Regions from separate parts of the Homo sapiens genome. Here region 1 is linked to region 2. The links are chromatin contacts, found by Hi-C or POLR2A ChIA-PET in ENCODE. All regions are on one chromosome and are shown on one strand. Each heading gives the region's core, a stretch centred on a gene start or an enhancer-like site at or near the end of the contact. The rest is flanking DNA. Distances are from core to core; before and after follow the strand shown.

Region 1 (4,200 bases), core at 591-3,090, 800 kb before region 2:
TGGGTCACCTATATCACTAAGTAGGCCCTCCCCTGAACCTTTATATCCCCCGCCATCAACTCCCATACAATCCTCTTGTTCTCTGTTCCTCCTAGATAGTAAGCATTGTCCTCTGTTCCTTATCCCGAAATATTACTATTTTAGTGAAACTTTTTGAAATTGCAGGATGCAACCTATTTGTGGGTGGTAAAATCAGTTCAGTGGGTTGCAATCAACTATTTTTTAAAATGAGATAGAAAATAATATTGAATCACACACAGTAATGTGAAGTATCATTTTATGAAACTTTTATCTCAGTTACATATGTACAGGTAATATGTACTTTTTACTGTGAGTCTCAGTCAAAAATACTTAAAAAACTGACTTGGGTATCTGTACAGAACCAGTTATGATCATGTCTGATTTCTTTTTATATGTACTATAGCACCTAGCACCCTGCCTTAACACAGAGAAAATGTCCACTAAATATTTATGGAATAAACAGGAATGAATGAATTAATGAATGCACAAATGGATAAAGTACATGAAGTATTTCAAGAGTGAGAAAGCAGATATGGTAAGGTAGAAAAAAGTAAGACTGTCTTTGGGAAAATTTCTTTTACTTTTGGGGAAAGCTTGCTCATTTCAAGGCTCTAAGGTCCTGTTCATCTTGCATAACTGAAGTTTTGATTGGACAAAATATCCACTTGATAATTTCCTACTTCCCAATGTAGTTTATATTGCATGAAACTAATATAACAGTCTTTCAGAACTAGTGTAGTGACATGCATAACAAGATTGGAAGTAGATAATTTTCCATTTTAATGTTAGTGTCATGTCTTACTTAAAATTATCAGTGACAGTGGACGTGTTGGTAAAAAAAGGAAACAAGCTAAACATCCATCCACTGAGAAATGGATTAACAAAGTGGTCCATCCATGCAATGGAACTACTCAGTGATAAAAAGCGATGAAGTATTGATACATGAAACAACATGGATGAACTTTGAAAACATTATCCTAAGTGAAAGAAGCCAAACACAAAAGACAGCATATTGTATGATCCCATTCATAAGAGCTTTATAAACAAAAGGCGGATCAATGGTTGCTTGGGCCGGCGAGTGAGAGTGGGGATTGACTGCAAACAAGCCAAGTGATGTGGTTTGGCTGTGTCCCCACTCAAATCTCATCTTGAATTGTAACTTCCATAATTCCCATGTGTTGTAGGAGGGATCCAGTGGGAGATAATTGAATCATGGTGGAAGTTTCCCCCATACTGTTCTTGTGGTAGTGAATAAGTCTCAGGAGATCTAATGGTTTTGTAAAGGGTTTTCCCTTTTGCTTGATTCTCATTCTGTTTCTTGCCTGCTGCCATGTAAGGTGTCTTTTGCCTCCCGCCACGATTGTGAGGCCTCCCCAGCCATGTGGAACTGTGAGTCCATTAAATCTCTTTTTCTTTATAAATTACCCAGTCTCGGGTGTGTCTTTATCAGCAGCATGAGAACGGATGAATACTCCAAAGGAGGGAATGTTTTGAGGTATTGGAAGTTTTCTAAAACTGAATTGTAGTGATGGTTGTATGGTTGTACAAATGGACACATTTTCTGAAACTTATTTAACTGTGCACTTACAGTGCATGAATTTTCTGCTATGTAGATTATACCTCAATGAAACTGTTAAAAATAATTACAGATGCTTTGAAATGCCTTCTGGCAGTACAGGAGAAAGTTTCCCTTCTACTTCACAGTTGTGGATTTATTTTTTGGAAAACTGGACTTCTCTAAAAAGTCAGACCATTATGTAACCTGGCCGCTTCCCCCTTTTCCAGGAACGCGGGCAGAACATCAATGTCTGTCTATCTGCCTGCTGGTCAGCTTCCTTATGAGGAGGCACAATACCAACTGGCAAGCAGGGCCTTGCTGGTCATTTGCCCACTCACTCAGCAATGGGGATGCCAGGGGGGAAATAATTCCTTTGAAGCCCTTTCTATACTGTTGTGCTCCTCAGCAGACAGGATGTAGGGTCTTTCCTATGCTGCCAAAATCAGCAGCAATTGTCAAAAGAAAACACCAGACCAGTACAATAAATGTGAGGGATTTTTCTCACCAAATAACTCATTTCACTTTGAAAGTACAAAGCAGTTACATTTCTAACCTTGCAACTTGAAATCATACAGCTATTCAAAGCTAATGATCAAGGCAGGCAGCATTTTGAAGAAACAATTGCCATTTTCCTCCTTGCTTGTTCAGATAATGAAGGAATGTGTCTTACACATCTTCTACCCTCTCCTACCCTCCTTCCAAATAGTACCCTGGAACTGTGCTAAGTGCGTACTAAGCTCTGGATAAATACTTGTTGATTTGATTGATTCTTTGTCTACCCTAGTGACAATGGCCAGATTAGAATTGATGGGATGATTCCCGAAAGCTGGGAATGGAACACCCTGTACACTGTGGTCTCAGTAATTTGATTAATGATGATGTGTTTTACAATGATTACTTTCAAATCACAAATCTCCAGAATCCCTCAAATCCAAACTGGGTCTGGAAGGCAGGGGGAAGCTTAACAATATTTTGGCTCTCATCAGTTCATGTCAAAATTACAAACCAATTCCAAGTAGGTGAAAGTTATTATAGCTCACAGTTATATGAAAACCAATTTCAGCATTGCTAATGTTTAAAACAGACAGGTGCTGCGTTCAATTTTTTTTAAATGTCACCAGAGTTTCCACGTGATTTATAATCCTAATTCAAAAAAAGCAAAGCTTATGTGAGTCCTTGGCAAAACGCACAAAATACAAACTAAAATGAACAACAAATGGCAACTCGATATTGAACTGGGAATTACATTTTGTGCTGTTTCATTAACTTTTCCAAGTATTTCTTTCTAAAATGCACTCCTGGCTACCCCCGACACACACACGAGATAAAGGAAGAGTGCACACAGATGGCTCCCGTCCAGGCCACTCAGCGGCTCAAAGTGAATGTGATTCCTGTGTTCTCTCCATGCAGATCGTCAATGATGAAGCATGCAGTAAATAACCCTCCCTCCCTGGAAGTGAAGACAGCCTGTGGGGGAGAACTGGCTCCATTAAAGGCTTCAAGCCACAGGAGTTGTTTTCTCCGGAGATGATGAACGTGGGCTGGAAAAAGAGACAAGAGTCACCTACTTCGTGCAGCTTTTTCCCCCCAAACTGCTAAAAGTCCTTTACCCTCAAATAAAATCATCAAGAGAGAGCTGGAAATGGCATCTCTTGCCACAGATCTGTGTTTTATTGTTATTGTTTTCACATAGTATTTACTTAAAGTCTGCTGTATATCCAGCCCATGTGTAACTCACCAAATTTTGAGCATCTTTTTTTGACTGTGCCTGCCTATCCAGTTCTTTGTAAGATCCTTGAGAAATAGAATTGAGCCTTTTCTTCTTTGTAGCTTTGGCCTCTCAGCCAAGGCCTGGCAAAGAGTGTGCATTCAATTAATGTTGGTTGAATGGATGAATAGAAATGAATGGATGGGTGGGTGGATGGATGGATGGATGGATGGACCAATCAGTCAATAGATCTCCCCATTTTTAAGCTCCTGTGTGTCAAAGTTCCCTGGCATTGAGATTGTCCTATCAATGCACAGCATTAAATTCCTGCCGTCCATCTGTTTCGATGGTAAGCTTGGAGAAATACTTGTGGAAAGAGTTCCTTGCTTCTCTGATGCCACATGTGGAATGCTCTTTGCCAAATGCACTATTTGTCACTGAACACCACTCTTCCTGATATCTTATTCCATTTATAGATTCTGGCTCTGGAGTGCAAGATTTTATTTTTTGAATTAAAATGTGATAAGAGACCTTTCAGTTCCCAGAGTTTCTTCTCTTGTCTGTAGGTCAGAAGTTATTGGCTAGAGTCCCAGTATCTCCCTTGAGCTACCGCATGCGTCTGCTGACCAAATCTTCTTAGCCTTCAAACCAAATGATGTCATTCTTTATGGTGCATTTTTCTAACAGATTTACACTGACGTACACACACATACTTTTAATTTCCCACTGCTTACAGAACTCGCAAACAAGTGAGCAAGTTGTAATTCTACATGGTGAGCGCCTCACATAAATTTTTTGGTGACAATGTGGATGATAAATGTTGGCTTTTATCGAGCTGACTACTGGTAGCTGTATGGTTTTGTGGCATATTATATAATGTGATATGCAATCACTGATGGAAAGATGTCTCTTA
Region 2 (4,271 bases), core at 1,503-4,002:
AAAAAAGCTCAATATCACTGATTAGAGAAATGCAAATAAAAACCACAATGAGATATCATCTCACACCAGTCAGAATGACTATTATTAAAAAGTTAAAAAAAGATTTATTTTTATCTCTTTTCTCAACACCATCCCAACTGGGTTCCAATTTTCTAGATTTTTCTGTGTCTTCACTAATTAAACTTCATTTTAGAAAAGGATTTAACAAATTCATTCCCCCTGAAGTCTAATGAATGACAGAGTTTGATGTGTTACATCTCCCAAGAGTATTTTCATTTTAACAAGGACTAAGTTTCTTATTTGGCTTAAGCCAAAGGGATAAAGGCATTAAGTTCTAACTGAGAAATTTCAGGTACCCACACCTAAGTGGTTTGGAGGCTAGGGGAAGGTTTTCTTGTGTTTTCTCAAATCACAGGCTTTGGGGCAGGTCCGACTGTGCCCATGTATTGAGCTAATTGATGATGTCAGAGTCACAGCAGGCATTCTAGGATGACAATCAGAAATAGGAATATCTGCTCAGTTACAATTCTAGTCCAACTTGTGTGTCTTGAAACCTAGACAGCAGGTAGATGAATCACCATCCTAAATATTGATATTAATCTAGAGCAAAACATATATTTTATTGTGTTTATAATAAGTACACAAAGATAGACATCATCAAATACACACAACTCTAACTAAGACCTCCTCATACAATTAGTGGTTGTAAGGCATTTTGGAACTACAAAATGCCATATAAATGCATGATAATTAGATCATGAAACTAATTATGGTTAATAATATGACTAACCATCTTAAACTGTGTATGAATATAATAACAATAAGCATACATACATGCTCTCAGTTGAAGCAGACACGGCCAGAATTTGGTAAGGGGCACAAAACAACAGAGGATGCCTCCAGCATTCTGGGGGTAGTACGTAGAAAATTAAGGTCGTATTTATCTGCCAAGGAGCACCGCAGGGATATAAACCACAAAAACAGGAGGGAAAAGAAGCCCAGTTAAGATCTCCTCCTTAATTCCTGATTTCTGGCCCTATTATTTTGCTAAATACCACTACCACAACTCAGAACAAGTATAAGTGTCTGTGCATCTCTTACTAGGGACTGGGCACTGTTAAAGTGTTTTACATATATTAATTAATTCCCACAACAACCTCAAGAGGTAGGTACTGTTCTCCCCTTTTGACATATAAGCAAATTAAAACACAAAGAAGTTAAATAACTTTCCACTGTGGGTGGCAGAGCTGGGACTTAGGCTACCCAGCCCCAGAGCCTGGCCAGTTACCACCACTCCATATGACAGCCACCTTTTCTCTGTTCCATGAATCAATTACAGATATATATACGTGTGTGTGTGTATACATGTATATATACGTATGTGTATATATACGTTTGTGTATGTATAAACGTATGTGTGTGTATACATGTATGTGTGTGTGTGTGTGTGTGTGTGTGTGTGTGTGTGTGTATTTTTTTTTTTTTTTTTGAGATGGAGTTTTGCTCTTGTTGTCCAGGCTGGAGCGCAATGGCGCAACCTTGGCTCACTGCAACTTCCGCCTCCCGAGTTCAAGGATTCTCCTGCCTCAGCCTCCCAAGTAGCTGGGATTACAAGCATGTAATCCCATTACACCACCACGTTCGGCTAATTTTTTTTTTTTTTTTTTTTTTGTATTTTTAATAGAGACGGAGTTTCACCATGTTGGCCAGGCTGGTCTCGAACTCCTGGCCTCAAGTGATCCTCCCGCCTTTGCCTCCCAGAGTGCTGAGATTACAGGCGTGAGCCACCGCGCCTGGGCCAGATACGTATTTTCAGCACTGGTTGTGCAAAACTCACTCCCCACCTCATCTTAAGAACTTAATGAACCTTTTGGTAAAACGCCAATACCAGCATAAAACAAATTTCTTCAGGATACAAATATTTTCATAATTTGTATTAACTCAACCTAAACTTTACCAGCCTGAACTGCTTCTTCAAGGCTTGACTAATACACTGTTAGGGAGTATTTTAAGCAGCCTCCACCCAAGTGCTTACCTTGTAGCTCTATTTATCTGCCTTAGGCATTTACTGGACTCCTTTCAGATTCTTTCCCTCGCTAATGTTTTCCGGTATCATCTGATAACTGAATAGAAAATGCTGTTCTGAATCACTACACCTCACTATCAACCATATCACAAATAAATTATGTTATATATTATATATAAATATTATAATGGGCTATTTAAACTAAGCCAGCCGTCTTACCATGTGCTCATGTGGGATTTCCTGTTTCAATGTTGAATAATAATATATTTTAAAGTTAGCAAAGCCATTTCACCTGCAGTCGTTGATTTCTTCAAAATCTGAGCATTTAAATCCATTGCCAATGTTTGCTTAAAGAACACTGTTTTCTTAACGAGTCTTCCAAATCGGTCCTTACAGGAAGAACCTCTGAATGCTATACGCATATATGGACGGCTGCGTGTCCCTACAAAGTCAGCCTGTTACTTCCACTGGAGAAACAAAACTCTTGAGAATCGCTGAGCTGTAAAAATGTTAGAAAGCCGGTGTCCCAGGCGCCCTGAGAAAGCCGGGAGAGGGCGGTGGCTGCCCACAGGCCGCCTCCAGCCCCGCGCGAGGCCGAGGCCTCAGCGCGCCCCCCGCCCCCGCGGCGCCTAGCGGCCCCGCCGCAGGGCAGGCCTGGCCGGGCCTCCCCGGGCTGCGGCGGCGCCCCCTGCAGGCCGCGGCGGGCAGAGCGGGGGGAAGGAACCCGAGCCGGGCTGCCACCGTGTCCCAACCGGTGCCGCCGCCGGAGCTTCTCCGGGCCCCGAGTCCTCGCCGAACGCCCTCCTCGCCGCCCGCCGCGTCCCGGCGCCCTCCGGAGCCGCCGAGCCGCCCGCGCACACCTGAAGCGGCCGGGCCAGGCCCTGCCTCGATCCTCAGCTCGTCCTCCCCGCCCCGCACCGGCCTTCACTCTGGAGCGGCCCCGGCAGCCGCAGCAGGGGCGGCGGCGGCGGATCGAGGAGCTCTCCAGGTCGTCCCGGGAGAGGCTGCTGCAGTCCCGGGACAGGATGTTCTCCAAGTTCACCTCCATCCTGCAGCACGCCGTGGAGGCGGTAAGGCCGCGGGCTGCGGGCGCACGGCAGGCCGGGGATGGCGGCGGCCTACGCTCCCCGGCGGCCTCGGGGACAAGCCGGGCGGCCTTGGCCCGGCCCTCGGCGGCCCTGTCCCCGGTTGGGGTGAGGCCCCAGGCGGGCGCCCTGGGCGGCCGCCGGGTCGTGGGGGCGCCCGGGGCCTCGGGCCTGGCTCTGCGGGGGTCCCGTCGGTCCCTGGCTGCCCCAGGCCGGCAGTCCCTGCCCTCCTCCAGGAGCCGGGGCGGGGGTGCCGGGGAGGACCTGGCCGCCCAACGCCGCTCGGTGGTCGCCTCATTCCTCTGATGGGGCCGGGGGTTCGGGGAGCACCTGGCGGGGTCGCAGAGAGCTCCCCCGGGCTCCCTTAACGTTAACCTTCTCCGGAAAAAAAGTGGTCAGCGTTGAGCAAGACAAAAGAAACGAGCAAGCACCGCTTGGGCTTGGTTCTGTTTTGTTTTGGTTTTCGGGGGTAGAGGTGGGAGAGGCATGGTCTCGCTGTGGGGCGTCCCTGGCGAGGGAGCCGCCGACCAGCCCCCGGGTTGCTGGCTTTTGCTTTCTTGGGCCTGGAGGCCGAACTCAGCTGAACCTTATGTATTGATCTGAAATAGGAGTTTGGAGGGTCCAGTCGAGTTTGCTTTCGACAGCTTCCAAGCTCACCGAGCCCAGAGACCATCTGTTTCCTTTCTTGTCTAGTTCTCTTCCTGGACACTCTTCGTTTATCCTGCAATTGTACTCTCCTTTGAGGGTTTTAGACACCAGCATAGAGACAGTATTCAAGTATCCTAGTAGACTAATAAGTGAAAAGAAACTAAAAAGAAAATGCCTTGTCACTGTTCTAGTAAGAATGCTAGTTGCTTCACTTGTTTACTTTATTCTGGGAGAACTGCCCAAATTGAAAAATGCATTCTGTGCAGAAACAATTACTTTGCTAATTTTTAACATGACATTCTCTTCCTATGTTCATATTATGTGATAGGACACTTTAAAATGTACACTTTAAAAATGTCAGATACAACAATGATTTTTTATGGGCAGGCAAAAATGGAGTTTTTGCCTTCAGTAATAAAAACAAACTTTAGTACAATTGTTATTTAAGTGATACATGAGAAGCGTTAAAAAATTTAGCTCTAGGGCAAGCTCTTGGGAAAATGTATCAAACA

What was found. A loop is a pair of places that touch in the nucleus more often than their neighbours do. ChIA-PET counts read pairs that join two places held with the same protein, here RNA polymerase II (POLR2A). Pooled maps may share reads with other maps.
Region 1: a pooled map shows a loop between it and region 2 (2.9-fold over the local background). The contact joins the enhancer-like site here to the promoter of FHIP2A in region 2. A Hi-C loop is called at or near these places in 1 of 37 single-sample maps with no recorded cell type and 4 of 50 pooled maps. POLR2A ChIA-PET finds 5 or more read pairs at or near these places in 1 of 52 experiments (GM12878).

The regions. Positions count from the first base shown.
Region 1 is chr10:114,019,516-114,023,715 of GRCh38, forward strand. It overlaps LOC105378492 (a long non-coding RNA gene), which reads left to right. Exons shown (of 3, transcript XR_946332.1): 3 at 2,990-3,180. Among named protein-coding and RNA genes, the nearest start is that of ADRB1, 22 kb to the right of the region's middle. Within about 2 kb of position 1,841, at least 2 of the 41 ENCODE cell types and tissues checked have a DNase peak (open chromatin) inside an H3K27ac peak, as active enhancers do.
Region 2 is chr10:114,819,028-114,823,298 of GRCh38, forward strand. It overlaps FHIP2A (FHF complex subunit HOOK interacting protein 2A), which reads left to right and starts at 2,753. Exons shown (of 17, transcript NM_020940.4): 1 at 2,753-3,096. The coding sequence starts at 3,052. LOC124902508 (translation initiation factor IF-2-like) reads right to left here and starts at 3,921. Exons shown (of 2, transcript XM_047426127.1): 1 at 2,246-3,921. The coding sequence starts at 3,074. The coding sequence ends at 2,469. RefSeq lists silencers at 2,502-2,811, 2,822-3,171, 3,232-3,451 and an enhancer at 3,157-3,657.